Linked DNA regions of Homo sapiens: regions 1, 3 and 4 are each linked to region 2. The links are chromatin contacts, found by Hi-C or POLR2A ChIA-PET in ENCODE. All regions are on one chromosome and are shown on one strand. Each heading gives the region's core, a stretch centred on a gene start or an enhancer-like site at or near the end of the contact. The rest is flanking DNA. Distances are from core to core; before and after follow the strand shown. Region 1 has its middle 110 kb from the start of LINC01522. Region 2 overlaps PREX1 (phosphatidylinositol-3,4,5-trisphosphate dependent Rac exchange factor 1). Region 3 holds the start of LINC01523 (long intergenic non-protein coding RNA 1523). Region 4 has its middle 93 kb from the start of SULF2.

The links. A loop is a pair of places that touch in the nucleus more often than their neighbours do. ChIA-PET counts read pairs that join two places held with the same protein, here RNA polymerase II (POLR2A). Pooled maps may share reads with other maps.
Region 1: a map with no recorded cell type shows a loop between it and region 2 (2.9-fold over the local background). The contact joins two enhancer-like sites. A Hi-C loop is called at or near these places in 1 of 37 single-sample maps with no recorded cell type and 1 of 50 pooled maps. POLR2A ChIA-PET finds 5 or more read pairs at or near these places in 1 of 52 experiments (MCF 10A).
Region 3: a pooled map shows a loop between it and region 2 (3-fold over the local background). The contact joins the promoter of LINC01523 here to the enhancer-like site in region 2. A Hi-C loop is called at or near these places in 5 of 168 maps with a recorded cell type or tissue (OCI-LY7, PC-9, endothelial cell of umbilical vein and 2 more) and 19 of 50 pooled maps.
Region 4: a map of endothelial cell of umbilical vein shows a loop between it and region 2 (12-fold over the local background). The contact joins two enhancer-like sites. A Hi-C loop is called at or near these places in 1 of 168 maps with a recorded cell type or tissue (endothelial cell of umbilical vein), 1 of 37 single-sample maps with no recorded cell type and 2 of 50 pooled maps.

The regions. Positions count from the first base shown.
Region 1 is chr20:48,098,273-48,104,029 of GRCh38, reverse strand. No RefSeq gene overlaps it. Among named protein-coding and RNA genes, the nearest start is that of LINC01522, 110 kb to the right of the region's middle. Within about 2 kb of position 4,294, at least 2 of the 41 ENCODE cell types and tissues checked have a DNase peak (open chromatin) inside an H3K27ac peak, as active enhancers do.
Region 2 is chr20:48,618,712-48,624,377 of GRCh38, reverse strand. It overlaps PREX1 (phosphatidylinositol-3,4,5-trisphosphate dependent Rac exchange factor 1), which reads left to right. Exons shown (of 40, transcript NM_020820.4): 40 at 1-126. Among named protein-coding and RNA genes, the nearest start is that of PREX1, 210 kb to the left of the region's middle. RefSeq lists enhancers at 3,335-3,394, 4,217-4,925, 4,961-5,461 and a silencer at 3,695-3,824. Within about 2 kb of position 2,842, at least 9 of the 41 ENCODE cell types and tissues checked have a DNase peak (open chromatin) inside an H3K27ac peak, as active enhancers do; they include PC-9, where a contact is called at or near this core.
Region 3 is chr20:47,980,629-47,986,197 of GRCh38, reverse strand. It overlaps LINC01523 (long intergenic non-protein coding RNA 1523), which reads right to left and starts at 2,972. Exons shown (of 2, transcript NR_109942.1): 1 at 2,677-2,972; 2 at 1,885-2,216. It overlaps LINC01522 (long intergenic non-protein coding RNA 1522), which reads left to right. Exons shown (of 3, transcript NR_110027.1): 3 at 5,420-5,569. RefSeq lists an enhancer at 2,590-3,089.
Region 4 is chr20:47,875,667-47,881,256 of GRCh38, reverse strand. No RefSeq gene overlaps it. Among named protein-coding and RNA genes, the nearest start is that of SULF2, 93 kb to the right of the region's middle. Within about 2 kb of position 2,701, at least 3 of the 41 ENCODE cell types and tissues checked have a DNase peak (open chromatin) inside an H3K27ac peak, as active enhancers do.

The DNA of each region.
Region 1 (5,757 bases), core at 3,045-5,544, 520 kb after region 2:
GAGAAAGAACTAAGTTCTTTACTTATGTCTTTGAGCCCCTGGATTAACCAACCAGCAGCTACCTGAACTCCTAGGTGAGTAATACTAATCATCAAAGTCATGGTTGTTGAAGACACTTTGAGTTGGGTTAACTGTTACTTACAGCCAAGATCATCCTAATTCCATTTATTTGAGGGAGAAAAGCTTGATTGATCATCATCAGTTAACTAAGCAGATAGCATGTGTTTGTCTTAAGTTTGTGCATACACGGCTTCTTTTTAATCTCCCAGAGTAAATCACAAACACTTGCTTCAGGGCAAGAATCTATCTGTCTTTGATTAGATCTATATCATATTGGCAGGCAGCACAGCATGACGGTAAGAACATGAATTGTAAGCCAGACTGCTTAAGTTTGAATTTCAAGCACTGTGACCTTGAATGTATTGTTTCAACTCCCTTTACTTTGCTTATTTTAAAAAATAGAGATAATAATAGCATCTCCCTGGTGGGCGGGGTGGTTGTAAGGATGAAATGAGCAAGCCCACGTGACGAACAGTTCCTGGAATGTGGTAAGAACTGTGTAAGAGTTAGCTTCTGTCACACTGATACACAGGCAAACAGCATTGTCGATCCAGTATGTCCTCCCACTGTTATAGCAAAAATATTCCCATCTTGCAGATAAGGAAATGAGGCATAGAGCATTAAAGTTCTTTGTCAAAAGTTCACACAACTGGTAAGCAGAGAAGCTTGGATCTGAGCCCAGGCAGTAGGGCCCCAGGTCCCGATCTCTTAACCACTGTTCTATTCTAGATCTTTTGCATGGTGGTCAAATTGAATGAATCAGGCAGCTAACCGAGGGGGCTCATTAAGCTGGCTGGAATCCATCTTGCTTTGCTGGTCCATGAATACAGCTAAGTACCAGCGACAACGGTGTGTTCCTTCTTTGCCAGGCTCCTTGCCATCTCCCAGCTCCAGTCATTTCAAAGCACCATTATCATTTCTCTCTTGCAGTTTGGAGCCTCTGAATGGGTCAGCGGGCTTGCAGATACAGAGGGAGCTCCGCCAAAGCCCCACCATCTGGCACAGCCTGAGAGATCGCATATGCCATGGCCTTCTGTGTGAGGCATCCTTCGCAATGAGTCCAAATGAGGTCCTAAATGCTCCCGATCAAGGATCAAAGCGGGTGGTCCGCAAGGCCCCTGTCGAGAAGTGCCAGCTCCCCACAGCTAACAGTCCCCCAGGCCCTAGGCCTTCTTCAGCTCCTGGGCCAGCAGCCCAAAAGAGAATTAAGTGTGGTGGGCGGCAATCTTCTACTTGTTCAGCCTGAAACAGTGCCCTTCAGGTGGGAGGCATGAAAGAAACAACTGACATGAGAGCAGACCACAAGTGCAGGGCACCTACGTGGCAACTCACAGGGCCAGGCACTGCATGGGGTGCCAGGAGCACAAAGGTAAATAAAGCCTGGTTTGTGCCCTGAAGACACCCACAGTGTTGAGCGCAAGACAGGCAGTAAACAACTAAGATGAGCCAACATGTATTGATCGCTTCCCGTGTGCCAGACAAAGGATGAACAGATTGGTTGGGTCTCCACACCTACTCCATGAAATCGCTCCTATTATCATCTCCATTTTCCCCAGGAAACGGAGGCACACACAGAGAGGTTAAGTCACTTGCCCAAGGTCACACAGCTCATAAGCAGCTACAGCCAGGGAATGAAACCAGTCCTTCTGGTTCCAGAGTCCAGCCTCTTAAGCATCCACTCTGCTTCCTGCCTGTAGCACTCAGAAGAGGCATGGCATGTGCTTTAAGTAAGGACTAGGTGCAGGTGCCCTGGGAGCCGCAAGTGGAAAGCAATGATTCCTCCTCCCACTGGAGAGAGGATGCCCGGAGGGAACAGGGGCCATGAGAGGTGGGCAGATGTAGACTTTGCCAGATGATGATGATAATGATAAAAAATAATGGTAGCTGACGGCCGGACGCAGTGGCTCACGCCTATAATCCCAGCACTTTGGGAGGCTGAGGCGGGCAGATCACGAGGTCAGGAGATCAAGACCATCCTGGCTAACACGGTGAAACCCTGTCTCTACTAAAAATACAAAAGAAAATTAGGCGGGCGTGGTGGCAGGTGCCTGTAGTCCCAGCTACTCTGGGAGTAGCTACTCTGAGGCAGGAAAATGGCGTGAACCTGGGAGGCAGAGCTTGCAGTGAGCTGAGATCGCACCACTGCACTCCAGCCTGGGCGACAGAGCGAGACTCTGTCTCAAAAAAAACAATTAATAATAATAATAGTAGCTAACGTTGACCGTGTGTGCACTAAGTGCCAGCCACTCTTCTAAGTGACTCATCCGTGTTTTTCTGTTATTCCACTCAACACACTTAAGGGGGCTACCATCACCATCTTAATTTTATAGACAAGGCAACTGAGCCATAGAGAGATTTAGTGACTTGCCTAATCTCAGAAGAGACAGAGTCAGGATTTGAACCCACGGAGTCTGGCTTCAAAGCCAGACCACAGAGATGGGGAAGACAGTTTGGGCAGAGGAAGCTCCCTGGGCAAAGGAGAGTGTGTGGGGTGGTGCCTGAGCCTGGAGAGGGAGCATAGCCTAGGCATGGTGTGGTGCATGTGCTGTGGGCAAAGGGGCATCAGGGAAAGGGGGTTTAACAGGATCTTTCATTCAGCACAAAGGAGAAGGGGCCTCAGCCTGAAAGTGGTTGAGTGGTGTTGACGCTTTCTCCAAAGCAAGATCGTGTGTTTGATGGAAGGGCAGGAGACTGAGTCCTGATCCTGGCTCTGCAGCACCATGTGACCATGTCCATGAGACTCAGCTGTCTCTTCTGAGAAGTGGGCACATCACAGCCAGTAGTAAGATAAAAATTTCAGTACACAGAATAGCATAAAAGGAGGAGCGGTGCAGAGCATACAGTTGGTGTATATTTGGAGTACAAATGTGAAATGAGGGCACCAGAAGGAGAGGCTAGGGGGGCGAGCAGGCAGGCAGGGGAACCAATGAAAACTTTTACACAGGAAGAGTTTGTATAGGAGAGTGATGTGATCTGTAACAATCAGTCTGCTTCATTGCAAACAACAGAATCCACTCTGGCTTACGCAAAACAGAAATTCATTAAAGGGTAGTAGGTGGCACAGAGACTCTTCCAAAGGGCCAGCGCATAGATCAGGAAACACACAGCTAGGAGTTGCACCAAACCACGGGGCACTAGACACCAGAAAGTGCACCTGCCACCCCAGAACAACCAGATGCCTCCACTCCCTCGCTTTAAGAAAACCTCAGTTCTGTCTGTCTAAGCTGCCTCCATATTCCCTCCCAAATCATAGCCTCAAATGAGAGGATATGATTGGAGAAGCCAAAGTCACATGACTGCCCCCAGCAGCAAGGGAGTCTGGATGAATGTCTTCTGGTTTCTTTCCTGGAGAGGTAGAAACTGCACAATGGGAGACTATCTCAACACCAGGTGGACATTCAGAAGATGCTGGGTAGCTTCAGAATGTCTCAAATGTCCCTTACGTGGTTTTATTTGCATTTTAATTAGATTTCTCCAGCAGGATCCTGAAATTGGGATTTTAGGACAAGGCTGGAGACAGGGAGATCTGCAGCAGATGACAGCAAGAGAAATAGGAACCTGAATGAGGGCAATGGCTGCAGAGAAGGGGGTGGACGTTAGGAAATATTTGGGAGGCAAAAGTATCAGGGGACACAAGCGGAATCAAAAGGATCAGCAATATCTAAAGCATTGTACCCCTATTTACGCAAAACCAAACTCTAGGAAAGGATACAAACCATTGATAAGGTTGGCTTTCAGGGAGGGAAGTGGAAGTGAAGGGGAAACTGGGGCAAAGAGGGGCTTTCATTCATGGTTTTATTCACAGGACATTAATTTTATTGATCTTTGATTCCTTTGCAACAAGACTGTGTGCTTCTTTTTTTTTTAGACAGGATCTCTGGAAATGGGATTTTAGGACAAGACTGGAAACAAAGAGATCAGTAGCAGATGACAGCAAAAGAAACAGGGAACTGAATGAAGGCAGTGGCCGAGTGCAGTGGTGCAATCTCAGCTCACTGCAGCCTCCATCTCCCCGGGCTCAAGCAATCCTCCAGCCTCAGCCTTCTGGGTAGCTGGGACCACCAGCATGCACCACTATGCCTGGCTAATTTTTTGTATTTTTTGTAGAGTCAGGATTTTGCCATGTTTCCCAGGTCAGTCACGAACTCCTAGGCTCAAGTGATCTGCCCGCCTCAGCCTCCCAAAGTGCTGGGATTACAGGCGTGAGTCATCACACTCAGCCAAGACTGCTTCTTACTTGGCCTTCTTTAGCTGTTCTGCTCAGATGCTGCTTTTCAAGGAAATAAAAGCCATAGGAGCTTGGCTGGGATGGGCACCAAAATCTTTGAGGGGGCTGAGATCCGTGGTCTATTCACCTTTTAACCCCAGGATCCTGGCATAAGTGCTGACCCACCCCTGGCACTCAGTGATGGCTGATTGTGGATTGCCACATTGGCTTGAGTTACAGCTTCAAGACGGTCTGCTCCATTAGAGAAATAAGAAGGAAAGAAATGTTGTTCTGTGCCCCTGACCGTCCTTTTAGGCAAGGATGTTCTCCATATATTCACTCAGTGAGGTTTTATGACACCTCAATAAGCCAGCCAGGGATCTGGATGGGGTAGAGGCCACAGGACAGGCCTGTCCTCATTAGCTCTGACAACTACAGGGTTTATATTTTTCAAGCCACTGCAGGATTTAAGGCTCGGTGGTAAAACGGAAGTGCAGAAGGGGAGAGAGTTCCCAGCCTGGGAGGGAAGGGAGGGAGTTCTAAGCCTGGCTCGATTGTTTATCAGCAGTGGGACCTAGGCAAGTTGATTAAACATCCCTCCGTCTCAGTTTCATGCTTTGTAAAATGAAGAAGAAAATCATCACGCCTACCTTAGGGGTGAGGGTTAAAGGATATGACACATAGGAATGCCAAGAACCACTCCTAATGCGCAGTAAGCATGCTGTGTAGCTCTTAGGATCATAAGATTTTTCTTAGGAGATTGTGCAAAGCTGTTCCTGCCTCTGGGATTTTGCCCCTGCTGTTCCCTCACTGTGAAAGTCTTCCCATGCAGCTTCTTCTCCACTTGCAGATTTTAGCTCTGATGCCAGCTCCTCTGACCACTCAACATAAACTAGCCTTTCCCACCAGCGGGCCTGCTTGCTTTCTTCAGAGGACTCACCACTCTCAGAAAAATATCATCTTTTTTTGTTTGTTTGTTTTTAACTTATTGATTGTCTGTTTTCCCACACAGGAACTGTCAGCACCAGGAGGTAATGCTGTTGACCAGGTTGTTTCACCTCCTTATCCTCAGAGCAGGAACAGTGGCAGACAGGCTCACCTTGCCTACCTGCTGAATGGGTGGGCAGAGCTTAGACTCCATTCTTTCCCACCCTAGGTCCCAGGATTCTGTCTCCGTGTTTTGACTTCATTCTTCTGAAGGGCACTGGTGTATTTGAGGGGAATTCTCTGGATTCTTCCTCCAATCTGGAAGAGCTGGTCTATAAGTTAGGCTGCTGCTGCAAAGACCCAAAGCAACAGTGACCTCAACATAGGTGGTAGGGCAGCTCCACTCTACAATGGGGTCAGGCAGGCACCGGGCTCCCTCTGTCTTGTGGTTGCCGTCCCTAGGGTGTGCCCCTCTTCCACATGGCCCATGACAGCTCCCTGACATGTCTGGGTTCCAACCACATGAAAGGGAGAGCTGCCATCCTTGCCCTTTGAGGACTCCA
Region 2 (5,666 bases), core at 1,593-4,092:
GCGGGAAATGGGGGAGGGCCCAGGGCCAGCGCATTGTGCACTGGTTTACTTTAAAATGTACAGATTCTTCTCGTTAAATTCTTGATAGATTTTTTATTATTATTAAAAGTCAGTTTATAATACAAAGAACGAGGCTGTGATCTGCTTCATCTGCGGTGGGTGGCTTGGGGGGTGGGTGCGGCCGGGGGCACTAGGGGATGAGCTCGCGCTTTAAAAGCCTCATGGAGGACAGTGCTGATCTCTGCATCGGGGCCTTGAACCAGCGACCCCGAAGTCAGTGATGTTTTCACTCTGTGCCTCAGTTTCCTCCTTGATAATGGGGCGATGCAGCTTCTCTCGCGGGGTGATTGCTGAGGACGACCCGAGGTTGCACGGATTGCCTGCAACCCAGGTATACAGGAAAATAACAGGCCTTATTTGATATTTCAGCTTTTTTCCCCCCTGGATTCTGAGCTCCCATTTCACTGTGAAGGTAGGAAAAAGTGACTGTTTTCCCAGGAATTCCACACCTCCTCCTGGGTGGCTTACTTGTGCTGAGGGGACAGTGTGGATCCAAGGGGTGCCATAGAATCCTCCTCGCTCCAACCTGCAAGGCCTGTTGGATCCAGGCGGGAGTGGAGTTCAAAATACCCACAACATGGTCGTGCCGGACCCCCAGTCAGCCAGAACTTACGCTGGCCACAAACAGGCCTATTGGGCAGACGTGAAATGCACCAATGAGAATAGAGAGTCTGCGTGCACACCTGGGCCTGGTGGCTGCATCCTAGGCTGTCAGCAGGTTCTCCACCTGCCTGGGCCCAGGTGATCTTTATGAAGCTGCCTGGGTTTGTTTGCATAGTCAGAGAAACCTCATTCCCTGGGCTGCAGACCTGTTCTGCTGTGCCAGCCCTGTGCCCCCTCGTCCTTTTTTTTTTTTTTTGAGACAGGGTCTTTTGCTCTTATCACCCAGGGTAGAGTGCAGTGGCGCGATCATGACTCACTTAAGCTTCGACCTCCTGGGCTCAATTTATCCTCCCACCTCAGCATCCCAAGTAACTGCAACTACAGGCACGTGCCACCACGCCTGGCTAATTTGTTAAATTTTTTGTGGAGACCAGGTTTCAGTATGCTGCCTACCAAGTAGCCTGGACTACAGGCACACACCACCATGCCTGGCTAATTTTTAAAAATTTTTATAGAGACCGGGTTTCGGTATGTTGCGTATGGCCTCTTCTTTATTCCATCTTTTCCCGATTTCCAATCCTTTGGAAAATGCTGAAATCGATGACAGTTTCCTCTGGGTCATGGCCACCCTTGGGACTCCCCTGTACCATGGTGCTGCACCCAGCCCTGCCATTTCACACTCGAGCCCCTTCTCTTTCAGTCTCTTTTCCTTCCAAACTAACCTGTTGCAGATTACATTCTCTGAAGGCCCAGATTGGATCCCTCCCAGAGAGAGATCCTCGCGTCTCTCAGTTACAGGTTTCAAAGGACTCAATACTCTAACAGGCAAGAGGGAATCCTGGTGGGGTTTCAGGCACAGTCATGGATTGATTATTTAGAATTATCTGAGGCCAGTGTTTGGATCCAGGGAAAATCACTTCGAGGGAAGACCTGTTACCTCAATCTATATTTGAGGTCAACAGGGAGGATTGGACGTCTTCCTTCAGGCAGACACGTTTCTAGAAAGCATCGATTTCAGCCTCTCCTCCACCCTGGGGGCCCGCAGAAGGAACATACATTCTCCTGGGGCCGTAGGCAGGAGCAGCTTGGGTTTCCAGCCGGCTCTCTGTGGCCTTGAGCAAGTTGCATACTTTACAGGCTCAGAGCTGTGCTTGCAGAGTTGGGAGGGAGAGCCGGGCCCACCTCCCTCTCCGAGATGTGTTTCTCCAAGTATAAAACTAAGCACGAAGGGCCTCTCAGAGCAAGCGGACATTTTTGCAGGAGACAAGAGGTCTCAAACTGATGGCTCCAGGCTGAAACTTGGAACTAAATGTGGGTTTTTTTTTTTACTTCCTTCCTGATATGGTGTTTTAAAAAAATGAATTATATTTATGAACCAGCAAATTTCATCTCTGAATTCTGATTTTTAGTTTGTCTCGAAAATCAGAAGCTCTGAGCTGGGTGTGGTGGTGCGCACCTGTGGTCCCAGCTACTTGGAGGCAAAGGTGGGAGGATTGCTTGAGACCAGGAGTTCAAGGCTGTCGTGCGCTTTGATCACACCTGTGAATAGCCAACTGCACTCCAGCCTGGGCAACGTAGTGTGGTCCTGCCTCTTAAAAAAAAGATTAAAGAAAAAATCAGAAGCTCTGGTCACACTGGTCCACATTCCCACCTGGCTACATGTCAGCTGGAGCTGAGGAGCGGCTGTCTTCTTGAGGAGGGTGCCAGCTCTCCAGCTCCCCGGAGCCACGTGGTCCGAGCACTCATCCGGCCTGCTCACGCTGACGGCCAGATCCTTAGCTCTGGACTTGCCATGGCGATGTCAGCTCGGGGAGGACCTGGTGACCCGGAGTCACTGTGCCGTCCAATGGAGAATCAAGGGGCAGGCGCAGCCCCGCATTGACGTCTCTCGGAGCCTCTCCTTCTCTGCTCCTCCAGGATGAGGGCAGGGCCCAGGTGGTTGAATTCCTCTGAGCCTCAGTTTTTTCATCTGTCAAAAGGTGCTGACCCAGAGATGGCCCCTTGGCGTGGACTGCAACAGAGGCCACCCAGGAAGTGGAAGGTACGATGGGGTGTGTTGACCGCTTTATGATTTTATCTAAATAACTGTTGGTGTACTTCCTGTCCACCTTCCCCCCAGCAGTAAGAGCAGGAACCACACCCCTTCCATACTGTAGCCCAGGGCCAGACAGTGGTGAATCACGGCTAAATATTAATAGAAGAAAGCAGGGTTAGCACAGTGATCAGAGCGGGGGGCGCAAGCCACACCCATCTGTGGCCAAGCGGGCCCCTCTAACCTCTGTGTCTGCCACGTGGGTTCATTCATGGGGGGCTGGACTAGGACCTTTGAAGTCAGACACCCTCGCCTGCTCCTGAATCTGTCAACACCTGATACTTGCTGAGTGGCCATATCTGAGATTCTCTGTCTTTCTGGGACCCTCAGCTTCCTTCTTTGAGAAATGGAGACTTTACGCCCACCTGGCTGCCTTGCGGGGGTACCAGGAGTCTCCTCCAGGGCCCCAAAGTGGAACTTCCCGGGATAAGTGTAGTGCCCTGTCTGTCCAGCAGGTGGTGCTGGGGACCGCGTAGTGCCCAGAGGCTGCTGTTCCCCGGGCTCCAGCACTCAGACCGAAGGCTGGCTCCTGGGTGCAGGTATTTGGGACAGAGCCAGCCTGGAGGCGGGGCCTGGAATCGTCTGGACAATGGGCACTGGCGCTATCCCTCTCCTGGGCTGGGCTTGCCGTGAATATTTTCTCTTTTTTTCTCTCTTTTTAAAAACTTTTTAAAATTTGTCTCTTTCTTACTTTCGTCCCCCTCATTTTCTTTCTCTCTCTCTAAGCTTTTCTATATTTGTCTTTGTCCCATAACATATGTCTGTGAGCTTGACTCGATTTTTCAATTCTTTCCTTTCGGGGATCTTTCCCTTCTCTCTTTTCTCTTTTTTCCCTTCCTCTCTTCTGATTGGAGGAGAAGGATATGAAAGGCCCTTATGCACTGTAAAGCGGGGTGCTTACGAAGCTTGTGACCAGAAACCCACAGTCACTGGTGCACCTTTGTGGAAGTGACGGCCACTAGATGGCGCTGTGGGCCAGGGCGCCCCGCCTAGCCTTGCGGGCCTCCTGCCCAGAGCTCCTGGGAGGCTCCCACTGCAAGCCTGGAGCTCGGGGTTTGCAGGCAGGGGAGGCCGAAAGCCAAGCCTGAAGCTGCCTCCCTCCGGGCACTGGTAGCGTTCCCTGGAGGGCTGGAGTGGGGCAGGGGTGGTTAGGAGAGGGATGCTAAGGAAATGCCTCCGCTGCCAGCGCCTTCACCAGCTGCACCTCCCATTATTGCAGCCAAAGTTTGCTCACAAGGACAGTGGCTGGATTTGAGCCCAGGCCGTGTGGCTCCAGACCCTGAGCCCGGGGCTCTGTCTGGGGTGTGGCCCAGGGGCAGGTCCTTGGGTGCGTGAGGGTGGCTTGGCTCAGCTCCTCTCCCTGGGTCACTGCAGCGGCCCTGTGCTGTTCTGTTTTCCCATCCCGAAGTCCTGAGGGTCTCAGCAGAGGGGCCCAGGATTCAAGTCCATCCACTCCCAGGGCGGGTCCCTAGCCAGCCTCTGCCCAGCATGTGGGGTGGGTGCTTCCCTGTCCTCCTGCTTCCTGCAATGTTTCCCTTCCAGCACTTTCCAGGCTCCAGTTCCCCATGCTGGGCTGCCCGAGCACCCCCACCCTGCAGCTGGCCCTGCTGCCCTGGCTTCCACCTCCAGATCCTTCTTGCCATGTCCGCTCCAATCAGAGCCAACCCACCCTGTGCCCCTCCCAGTGGCTCTGCTGCCTGCTGGACACATGTCACCGCCACGGGGCTGATGGGTAACGGGAGATGCTCTCAGGTCCTGATTTGTGCTTCGCCAGAGCCCTCCTAGAGCTGTAGGTGATGATGGGCACTTTCCAGACACTGGCAGGGCTGAGATGAGCTGCTCCAGGGACAGGAGGTTCAGAGATGAAGAGCTGGAGGAGGGCCAGCCCTGCAGGGCACACAGACTTGCATTGCTGGCTTTTGGCCCAAACAGCTCTTTGAAAAACAGCACAGGAATGGCCCCGGTGGGTGGTATCTGTTTTCATGGTGCGTGGCTGACACTGGAAGACGATGGACCCGTGGCTGCTGGGTATCAGGGGAGGGGAGGGGGCCTGGGTGTGGGATGCAGGGCTGCCCTCCTTCCCTCACATCCCCTGCTGTCAGGAAGAGGGCAGGGGGTCCTGGGGCACTGAGGCTGGGGAGACATGAGGGCTGTCACATCTGTGTCCTATCCAAGCCAGATCCATGTCCTGTTTGCAGAGTCTTGGCCATAAAGAGGGACTGGGAACACTCTGCCTCACCCTCACCCTCGCACCCTCCTCTGATCCATCTGGGTCTGTCTGGATGGCAGAGGCTCAGAAGGTCTGACCCTACCCGATGGTGGAGGCTCAGAATGTCTGAGCCAGAAAGGACGTCGACGAAAGTCTAGAGCCAGGTGCCCTGACTCACGCCTGTCATCCCAGCACTTTGGGAGGCTGAGGCTGGAGGATTGCTTGAGCGCAGGAGTTTGAGACCAGCCTGGGTAACATAGTGAGACCCTGTCTCTATTAAAAATAAAGAAAAAAAATTAGCTTGGGGTGGTGGTGCAAGCCTGTGGTCCCAGGCTGAGGTGGGAGGATCACCCGAGCCTAGGGAGGTCGAGGCTGCAGTGAGCCATGATCAAACCACTGCTCCGCTCCAGCCTGGGTGATGGAGTGAGAGACTGACTCCAAAAAGAAAAGGAAAGACTCGCCTTCCTCCTCCTGATTAACAGGTGAGGCAGATCCCCGTGCCCCATAGGGACTGCAGGGACACTGATGCTTGGTGCTGATTGAACCCCTACTGTGTGTCGCAGGCTGTGCACATCACCTCACTGAATCCTCACGAGAGCCCTAGGGGGGCACCATGGTTGTCGCTGTCCTCCCACTGTGGAGCTGAAGGAGCTGAAGGGGGAAGGCGCTCCCCGAGGGGCACGCAGTCAAGGAGCCTCTGAG
Region 3 (5,569 bases), core at 1,723-4,222, 640 kb after region 2:
AAATTATTTAGCCAAATTTCACTAAATTTTTTGTGGCTCCATGAATTAATGTGGGGAACCCATTTCCTGAACTGCACGAAGGCGGTTAAATAATGTATATTACATATCAGAAATCAATTCCTTCTGGTATTGTGATTTTTTTTTCAAACAGGAAAACGTAGCAGGGGCGTTGGGGAAGATTTGGAATTAATATGTAATTAGATATTCAGCCAGGTAGAAAGCTTAAGCAAAATAAACTTGACTCTAAGTAATTAAAAAATTTAATATGCATATGAATCACCTGGGTCATCTTGTTAAAAAGAGAAAAGCAGATTCTGATTCAGTAAGTGTTGGGTATTACCTGAGATTCTGCATTTCTAATGAACTGATATTGCTGGTTCATGGAACCCATTTTACGTAGCAAGAAAATAAGCCACTTTTAGCTGCATTTTCTGTTAGTTGCCGCCAAAAGCATCCTAACTCTTTTGACCATTTGCATATTAGCCCCGCCCACTGGAGGAGCCCAGAGTCTTATCTTCCCACCAATCAGATTCACCCTCCACCTGTGGGAGGAGCCAAGAGACAAGTGGTGGGGAGAAGGCCGTCCTTTTTCCAAAAGGCAAGAGTGCTTCCTTGTATTGTGAGCCTGGGTGAGAGAGAGAGACCGAGGAGGATGGAGGTACAGCCAGAAGGCAGGGACAGATGCTGATTTGGGGATGTTCTGGGTCTCCAGGTGCCTCTTTATGGTCTGTTTATGAAACCCAGACGCCCTTTCAGTGAGAAGCAATTCTGCCATGTTTATTTTTTGCGGGGAAAAGAAGCCACAAAACCCAAATATTTATATCCACTGTGCAATCTTCTCCAGTTTCCAGGCACATCTTCCTTTTCTATATCTTGGAGAGCATTTCAAGCCTCCTGGAATTTTTCTTCAAGGAGGGGCCTCAGGGCCACTGCTGCAGTGTGACTCACTGAGCTGCCAGGAGGCCTGGGCTTCCTTCCTGGAATCAGGGATCCCATGTGGGCCTCTCAGACCCAGCTCTACTGTGAAGTTGAGAGCTTCAAGTGGGTCTTCTAGGGAGGTCAAGAGGCAGAGGGAATATTGGAAATGGCTCTGCCACTAGCATGCTCTGTGTCCTTGGGTGAATGATTTGGCCTCTCTGAAAACCAGTTTCTTCCCCTGCGAATGGTAGGAGTTGCATCAGGTGATTTCTTAGGATCCTACCTGCTCTAAGTGTTTCTTGGTCTCTAAATTCTCATAAACAGGACTTAGCTTAGGTTAGTGCTCTCCATCTTGGCTGCATATTTGAGTCACCTGAGGGACACTAAAGATACTAAACCCAGATGTTCTGATCTGATAGATCTGGAGTCCGATGTGGGCGTCAGAAATCTTTAAAACTTCCCAGGTGTCACTAACATACAGCCAGGGTTGAAAGCCACCGGGCTACGCCTGATTTTACAGAAGAGGAAACTGGGCTCACATCTCTGGTCAGCAGGTCAGCCACCTGTGGAATCCAGTGACTCCCGCTTACAGGTGTGGGACCTCACAGCCACCCTCTGCATTCCAGCACATCCCTAGGACCTGGGGGACATTGCACCTTTCCATTCTTCAGTAATCTTCTCCTCCATCTCTTTCCCTCTCCACCCCGCCCCTCGCTCTGATGAGCTAAATCTTTCTCAAGTAGCTTCTGCCTCTGTCCTGTGAAAGTCCCTGCCAGGAGGAGTCGCCACACCTGTTTACCTCCATGAACTAGAAGGAAGGAGGGAAATACAGGCAGAGACATGCAGAACTCAGGGTCTCCCATGTTACTCTGCCTCCCACCCAAAGCACCTTGCTCCAGGTTTGTCACAGGACAAGGGGAAGCTGCTGTGAGGACACTGAGGGTGACGGAAAAGTTGAAAAAGAAGGAGGAGAGAAATAGCACATCTGTATTTAGACATTATCCCTGGATGCTTCTTTGCATGTTAGGAAAGGCTCACTACAATCTAGTCATGTTTAGCCCTTTAAGAGCCCTGGGATAGTGAGTCCAGAGCCAGCACTGGGGGCTTTTCTCCCAGCCCCTTTTCAAAGTCATGTTGACCTTTGAGCATCTCCTGCCCCAGGAGAGCGCTGCAGCCGCTGCAGACAGCATGAGATGCTTCTCTATGTGGGCTCAGCTTCACCCTTCTGTGCTCCTGAGGATGGAGGACAGAAAGTGGTTCTTCCTCCCTGGCAAGCATTTCCAGTCTCTGAAGACTCTCTGGGGAAAGAACACGAAGGGGGAGAGGCTTCCTAAGTCCCTTCACTGGGGGCTTATCCGTGACCGACGTTCCTGGGGAGACATACATTTCATCAGTCACTTTCCATCTCACTCCACTCTCCCTCCTCCTCTCTGCAAGCTTACACTGCAGCCCGATGGAATTACACACAGTGCCCTGCATATGCCAAGGTTCTTCCACCTCTAGTCATGCTGCTTCCTGTCCTGGAACCCCCTTCCCAACTCGATCCTGCTGAGCAGCCTGGGATCTGTGTACGGGACGCCCCTCAGAGTCACCCAGACACAGGGGAAGCTGGGGTGTTTATTTCCTGCCTGTCAGTCACCAGTGCAGGCCTGCTCCTGGGGCACTCACCCCAGCATCTCCAATGCCAGGCAGCTCAGAGAGCCACTTTCCTGTCCAAGCAACCCTTAGAGAACATTCCCAGGAGGAGCGAATGTCCACCTTGTGTGGCATCGTCCTGGGGCGCTCCTTCTGGGGGGGACCCCAGTCCCTCCTGCCCTTCCAGCCAGAATCCTCCTGTCTCCTGGGTGAAAACTGGAGCCCGGGTTCTAGCTCTGCTGTGTCTCTCAGACTCTGGTGAGTGTCAGAATCTTCTGGAGGCCTTGTTAAAACTCCGATGGCGAGGCCCACCCTAAGGTTCCAATTCAGGAGGTCTCAGCAGAGCCTGAAAGCTGGCTTTCCCAGCAGGGCCCCGGGGTGCTGATGCTCCTCCCCCTAGAACGACCCCTGAGAGCCCTGGCTCTCCACTGGGACCTGCTCACCTGGAGACAGTGACCACAGGCCACAGGTCACCCCTCACCGCTTCACTCCACGCCCTCTCTTGTGACCTCATCTCCTCTCACCTCCCCCTGGGTCACATGGCTCCAGCCACACCCGCCCCCCTGCTGTTCCTCACCCAGGATCACCAAGGTCTCTCCTGCCCCGGGGCCTGTGCACCTGCTGTGCCTCTGCTTGGGATGCTCTTCCCAGGGCTCGCCCACCTCCTCAGAGAGGCCTCCTGACCCCTGACACGGCCTTGCCCTTCACCTCTATCGTCCTTTAGAACAGCCCCCACCTCCCGCACATCATGCAGTTGCCGGTTCAATGGCTACTGCTTGTCCTCCAGACTCGAAAGTAACCTCGCAGTGGGTGGTGGGCAGGGGGCGTTGTTTTGTTCCCTGCCCTGTCCCAGCACCCAGAGCAGTGCCTGGCAGGGGTGGGTACTCAGTACACACCTGTTAGCAAGTGACTCTGATGCAGGGACCGTTCTCTCTGATCTCTAAATCCAACTTTCTTATGTTGTAGTAACAATGTTGAATGTTGTTCCATACATCATCCATTTTCTTTTTTGACTTTTAGATCATAGTGCCTTAGAGAACAACTGGGCAAAAAATGGACTTTCAGACACGGCAGGTGCTCAGGTCCAGCCCCCACCCTGTGGCCCTTCAGGGACTGCACTCATTTATTTTTCTCTTTCTGGCTGTCCGCGAGCCAACAGCTCTCTCCTGGCTTTAATTTTCATCCATTTAAGTTGAAAAAAAAAATCAAACAAATGAAATGCACTTAAGAGAAAGCCTTGAGGAGTTAGTGAGCCACCTGAAGTGAACGGACTCCTTTCAAGGCGCTATCAATTGTTGTTATCAATTATTTATTGGGCCATGTTTGTTCCTGGTGCCACCAAGACAGAGAGGAGACAGGGTCCCTGCCCTGAGGCATCCCAAAGAAGAAGGGAGCATTTGTGAAATGAAAAAATGTCCCAGATGATAAGACAGTTACCCGTCACACCTCAAGGCTGCTCTATGCTTTTATTATATTTTTACTCTTAAGAATGTTCACTTATTTTCTGATTTTAAAAAGTAATTGAAAAGTTTATAAAATATTCCTAGAAATAGAGAAAAAATAAAATCTAACTCCAGTGTTTTTAATGCACATATAAAATCTACTTGGTTTATAAAATTAGGATTTATTCTAAATGTTTAATTTAGTTAGTTTGGAAGTTTTGTTAATTTACTCATCAGATTCTGCCTTGAGTTTTCTTCACATTATACCATGTTCATTTCTTCAGGCCATCAAGCAGCCTTCAAAAACATAAATTTCATTAGTTACAATGTATTTCATATAGATATACGATAACTGCCTTCACCAATCTTCTATTTCTGGACAATACAATTTTTATTTTTTTTCTTGTTTTGCTTTTGGTTATTATAATCAATATTCCTGTGAATATGCTTAGTTTAGAAAGCCTTGACTCGCTGTTATTATAATTTCAGTTTATAATCAGGAAGAGGGAAAGCCTAACTCTAAGGTTGAAACTAAATCTTAAAGCTAGTGACACAGCCTCTCTGAGCTTTGCTGTCCTCTTCTGTCCTATGGTAAGAATGATACTGAGGTCCTAGGGAGCTGTGAAGCATATGCTGTGAGACAACACAGCTGAGCAGCCCAGCCAGAGCCCCCTGGGGAAGCCGTCAGAGGTCAGCCGCTCCCGTCTGCTTCCCTCTTGACTCCTAATAGGCTGGGACAGAACTTTGCCCTCCCTTCTTCCTGTCCAAAAGACGCACAATGATAATGATGCTGATGGTTATTTAGTAAGAAACTTCCCAACAGGAACAGTTGTCAGGAGGGGGCACAGTTGGATTCTCTCCAGCAAAGATGTCAGGGTGGATAGAAATGTCAGCGTGATCCAAAGAGGACACAAACACTCCTGTTATTTTGTTGTCACCATAGAAAGGCCAGCTGTAGGTTTGACGAATGTTTAGTGAAAGAAAGTTTGCAAAAGTCAAAAAGAAACTGACATAATGATAGCCAAACAGGCTTTCTCTGCATTAGAAGAACTCAATAGGTCCTTGCACGTCTGATTAGAGCAAAACAAAACAAACAAGCAAAAGCTCCCCTGATGCACAGAGTTAGTGCTCCACTGAACTAGACCAGAAGAGCTTGTCCTGCCCCTTGGAAACAGGGGCCAACATGATGCGGTGGGCAAGGACCCATCATCTGACATGAAGATGCCCTGGGGGCAATGGAAAGCATGGTGTGTCCGGAGAAGATGGCCCTGACGGCAGGTGCATTCGGGTGCTAGTGAGTGCTGCAGCATGTTGGGTCTCTAGTTTTGTATCAGTCAGCTACTCTCACAGTCACACTGTGTAACAAACCACCCCCAAACTCAGTTACAAACGATAGTACTTATTTCTCATTCTCATGTCCACAGGTCTGATGGGGTTCATCACATCTGAGCCAGGACTGGCTTTTCTTGGCTGCAAGCTGAAAGTTGGGTCCAGGTCTGCTGTACTGAGGGTCTCCTATCTTCCTTGGACAGGGACAACCAGAGGCCTATTTATCTCATGATGGAAGGCAGGAG
Region 4 (5,590 bases), core at 1,452-3,951, 740 kb after region 2:
TGAACCTTGAGAACATTATAGCAAGTGAAAAAAGCCAGACACAAAAGATCACATCGTATATGGTCCCATTTATGAAATGTCCATAACAGCCAAGTCCATAGAGACAGAAAATAAATTAGTAATTCCCTAGGACAGTTGGAGAATGACTGCTAATGGGTACAAGGTTTCTTTTTGGCAATAATAATGTTCTGGGATTTGATATTGAAGGTTGCACAACCTTGCAAATACTAAAAAACACTGAATTTTATACTGTTAAAGTGTGAATTGTATGTGGATTTCGATTTATATCTCAAAAATCAAAGTGAAATGAAGAAACAAAGTGTGTCAGGCTAAAAGGAGAGCAAGAAAATCACAGATGTGGTCTGACTGGGTGAAGCCAGGCTGCATGGCCTCTCTCTGTGAAGACGGAGCCTTGCCTCTGAAGTCATCCCCATCACACTTTTCACGTCATCCCATTCACTGGGGAGGCAGAGGTAAGGAAAATAATCAAATTATTTTTTAAATTTCTCACATTATTGCGGGTTAGCCTGACACACTGCTTATGAAAGCTCTTGCTCAAAACCACCTAATATTTGATAGGCTTGTAAAAGAGAAATTCTCCTGGAATTCATTCCACAAAAGTAAAATGAACGGCTATGATGAGTATTACAAATCAGTCTTAGTGCAAAGGGAAACAGACTTTGGCTGCAAGAACCAGAGTCATCTTTCCCCCTTGAGCAGTTTCCGAAGAGGCCATTCATTAAAAAGTAGTTTGGGCCAGGCGCGGTGGCTCATGCCTGTAATCCCAGCACTTTGGGAGGCCAAGGCAGGTGGATCACAAGGTCAGGAGATTGAGACCACTCTGGCTAACACAGTGAAACCCCGTCTCTACTAAAAATACAAAAAATTAGCCAGGCGTGGTGGTGGGCACCTGTAGTCCCAGCTACTCGGGAGGCTGAGGCAGGAGAATGGTGTGAACCCAGGAGGCGGAGCTTGCAGTGAGCGAAGATCGTGACACTGCACTCCAGCCTGGGCAACAGAGTGAGACTCCATCTCAAAAAAAAAAAAAAAGAAAAGAAAAGAAAAAGAAAAAAAAATAAGTATATTTTCCACTAGAGAAAAACTGTCAAGCAAATGAGATGCAAACTCTCCGGGCTGTGTATCAGACCCATGCAGCGTGTCACCTCTGGTTTCCCCAGCTTCCACTGCAGGAACTGACTCAGCGCAGGTCCACAGGACACCACTGTGTTCCGACTACCTCCCGTTCACCCCATCGGTGAGGGATGCATCCTCGCCCTAAATAGTATGAGATGGCCGAGCACACAACACCCAGCGCTGCACACATGAGACGGGCAGTGGGTCGGCCACAAATACAGCCCGCAGGGGAGGATAACACGCGCCCTGCAGAGCCACAGGGTGTGCACCTGGGAACAGAGAGAACAGGAGGGGCTGTGGGAGGCAGACCTTGAAGTAACAACGGGGTGAGGTACCCCTGGTTCCTGTGGGCAGAGAGGTGAAGCCAGTTAAGCTGAGGACCAGGTGGAGCGTGGCTGCTCCAGTTGACAGGTAAACCTACCAGGTGGGAGTCTTTCCCACTGAGCTGGGAGCATATTGGTGAGGGAAGGGAACTAGTAGTTTGGCCTCTGCAGCCCTGTGAAGCTCAAAGACATCAAGGCCGTACTTAATATTACACTTCAGTTTCAGGCCTTACACCACACACGGCCTGAGACCGACGCCCCAAGATTCTGGATCCTCCACCAATTCTGGATTCAGCTAAGTTGCCACAAAAATGAGCGTGGGATCTGGATTCCCCAGCAGCTGCCAAGGGACTGGGTGATGCACCCTGGTGTTAAGAAAGAGAAGACTCGGCCAGGTGTGGTGGCTCATGCCTGTAATCCCAGCACTCTGGGAGGCCGAGGCAAGTGGATCACTTGAAGTCAGGAGTTCAAGACCAGCCTGGCCCAACATGGTGAAACCCCGTCTCTACTAAAAATACAAAAATTAGTCAGGCATGGTGGTAGGCACCTGTAATCCCAGCTACTCGGGAGTCTGAGGCAGGAGAATCATTTGAACCCTGGAGGTGGAGGTTGCAGTGAGCTGAGATCATGCCACTGCACTCCAGCCTGGATGACAGAGCAAGACTCAGTCTCAACAAGAAAAAAAAGAAAAGAAAAGAAAAGAAAGAGACGACTCCCTGAAGAGCAAACCTGCACCCTCAAGGGAGAGGAAAAAAGAGAGATTAGCTATAAATGGCCCCTCCCAACCATCCCCATATGGGCCATCCTGTGGGGAGCGTTTCTGCACAGCTTGTCTGGAAATGCTCCACGTGACCTGGTGACCAGCTGGGTCTTTGGGAGGCTGTCATCAGCTCAGTCATCACTTCCCAGCCTCCCCACCTCGCTTCCCGTTTCCCCACCCTGGACCCCTGGGGCTGCATCTGCCCCGAAGGCACTGCGCCCCAAAGGCACTGACTCTTTCAGTTGGCCTTGGCTCTGGGTGAGGAGACCTGGGCTAAGATGATTGTCTCCAGGATCCCCAGGAAAGACTGAGTCAGACAATGACAATGCTACAAAGGAAACTGACACAGAAACAGGGCAGGAAGGGCCAGAGAAATAGGGCTCAGGCCTCATTTCCCACTGGGTCATGTAGGGCTGAGAGTCCAGGGGACAAAGGATGACCCAGGAGGCGGGCTTCACGAGGAGATGGACTTCAACAGGAATAGAAGGTATCCGGTGATTAATTCCATGCTCTCAGGGTGGAATGTGGTGGGGAAGGTGTGTCTTTAGGAGCAGGAAGGTGGGGATCTTTCCAGGCTCACGCAGCATTGTGGAGCTTCCTATCAGCCCCTGTCAGCTGAGGTGTGGGCCAGGGAAGGGGTAGCTTCATATGGAGGCCAAGGGACTCCTGGGCACCTCTGGGCTTGCAGATGGAGTGGTAGAGTGTGGGTAGAGCTGGTCCTTCTCAGAGGGAAATGCTTGCAGCAATAAGGAAAGGTCTGAGAGCCACACGTAGGCAAGTCCCCTGCTGGTCACCTCAGCCACTTGCTGCTGATGCCCCCTGGCTCTGCTCTCCCTTCCTCTGTGTGCCAGCCTTCTCCTCTGCCTTGTGCCCTCATAGAGACAAGATGGCTGCCATCTCACCTGCCAAGACATCCACTCAGAACCATGACCAGAATAAAGAAGAGAGAAAAGAGAGAGTTGCTCCTCACAGATCCCCTTAGAGACCCCAGAAGCCCCCACCAATAGACTCCCAAATTACATCTCATTGACTAGCCCTGACTCAATGTCCCCTCCAAGCCAATTACTAAAAGTAAGTGAGACTGCCATGCTGGGCTCAGACCAATGGTAATCCACTCCCTGGTGTCAGAGAGCACATTGCTTCCCAGCATCTGAGCAAAACCAGGGCTCTGCTTGCAAGGAAGTAGGATATCTAAATGTTGGGGTCTACACCAGCAATTAACCAACTAACTGTGAATTACAGTGGAACGGCCCAATGCCTTGGGAATGAATGAGTAATGTCCTTGCAAAAAGACACATGAAGATTCCACATACACTTCAGAACCCTCTTTTTGGATTTTTGGCGAGTCTGAAAGTTCGACTTTCCATTAGAGGGTGCGATTCCTACACAATTCATTCATAACATCAAGGATCCATTCTCCCAAGGACACACCTCAGGATGCCCTGAGATCAAGATTTTTCTTCCGGGAACACCAGCAGAAACAAGTTCAACTTTTCTGCCACCTCTCCTTTATCTTGCATTGGGCAGAAACAAGGAATGTCCAAAGGAATGTGTAGTTTTAAATAAGGAAGCTGAAGCCCAGTGAGGGAAGGTGGTCTGCCCAGCTCTCAGAAAAGGTCTTGAGACCTGAACAGGTGCACCTTGGCTCAAGGAATTTCAGTGATGCTTCAACATTTCCACTGAATGTCACAGGGACACTTAGCGTGTCCTGTGTTGCTAAGAAACTTGAGGCTCATTCACAAGAAGACACGATGGATGGACTACGGCTGCATCCTCAAGCTGTGCCTGGATGTCTTTGATTTTCTGGTAGAAGTCTTTTTCACCCGAATTATCTGGGGCACCACCCGGCTTTCTCTTTCTTGGCGTATATTGGTTCTCACGAACACTTGGGCATGAAGTCACATTTGCATCTAAGCTTTCTGTTTGTTTTCTTCCACCTGTTTGAATGAGGAGGAACCAGGGACATTTAATAACTTGTTTCCACTCACTGGTTTCATGATAGTAATTTGACTACACGGGGTCTTTAACACTTCACCATCACAAAGACTCAATTTTATATGTGAATGAGTCAATGTCAAATGGTAGGAGGAGGAGGAGGGGGGCCTGACATGTTTTCCTGACACCTCTTAAATGGTTTCTTATTTCATATTGATACAGATCAGGGACAGTAGATCATGCTGACAAGATCATCAATTACCTGCTACTCGCCAACAATACCAAGGTCTTGCTTTCTTGGTGTGGTAGTTGATGTTGATTGCTGAGGATGTCTGTGAACTTAAAATTGTGTTTATCTCCCTGAGACCTTGAACCTGAGAACTTCCTTCCCCACACAGTGGTACAGATGGCGTGCTTGGTGTAAGTATTGTTGAGAGACATAAATTACAGCAATTGGAGTTGGGAGAGAGGGAAGGATGCATTGCTAATTACAGCATCATTACAGGGCTTCCTAGAAGCTAAAAGAGACACAGCGTCAACAGTGAAACCCCAGAAGTGACAGACAGTGTCTATCTGTGCAGAGACCAGTGACTGCATTTGGAGCCAGAGGTCATTACCACGGGCAATTTACAGGCTCTGTGACTCTGCAGGGGAGAGAAACTCACTCTGACAGGCAACAATATGTTAAAGTGGCCATTTTATTATTTTTCAGGAGCCATAATTTTCAAATGACACTTCAGGGATCCTTTAAGGAGGATAATTGATTACCTGACAAAGAACTTGTAGCATTTCCTTCTCACAATGGAAGAGAGAAAAACAGCAACAATCAGCTCTTTTGAGCAGAAAAGGAGCATTTCTCAGAGAAAACATTGCGAAGTTTATAATAATGGGAGCCTGAGGAAACACAAATACATCTTGCCTTCTTGACAAATAAGATTTAATTAAGACAACCTTCCTGCTGGGAAATCAGGTCTTGCTTGTGCTGTGCAGGGAAAAGCAACAGGCTTAGGAATGAGAATCTCCTTAAAACGTGGTCCTGTGTCGGCCTCTTAATTATTCATGAGCATCCTTGTCACTGAATTTCACTGTTTCACCTATTTTTAGTTAATTTTTTTACTCCAGATGCTACTTGTGTTACTTCATGAAATAGTTAATGTGTCCACGATAGGCACAGATGAAACGGAGAGGCTCGTGCTCACCCCTGAGGAATTCCAACAGTGTGGTTAGCACTTTGCAGGCAGGCCGGGAACTCTGCTGTGGGAAGCGGGTGTCTGAGAGCAAGGTCAGTGACACCATCTTGTTCTTGGGACTGAACTGGAGGCAGGGAAGCCAGGAGAAGCCCTGGGACCTGACCCCTGGATGTTCACCGTGGGCAGGCAGCTGTTTGCAGGGAGATGCCTGAGTGACCCCCAGGTTCCTCATGAAAACCTACAGCTCC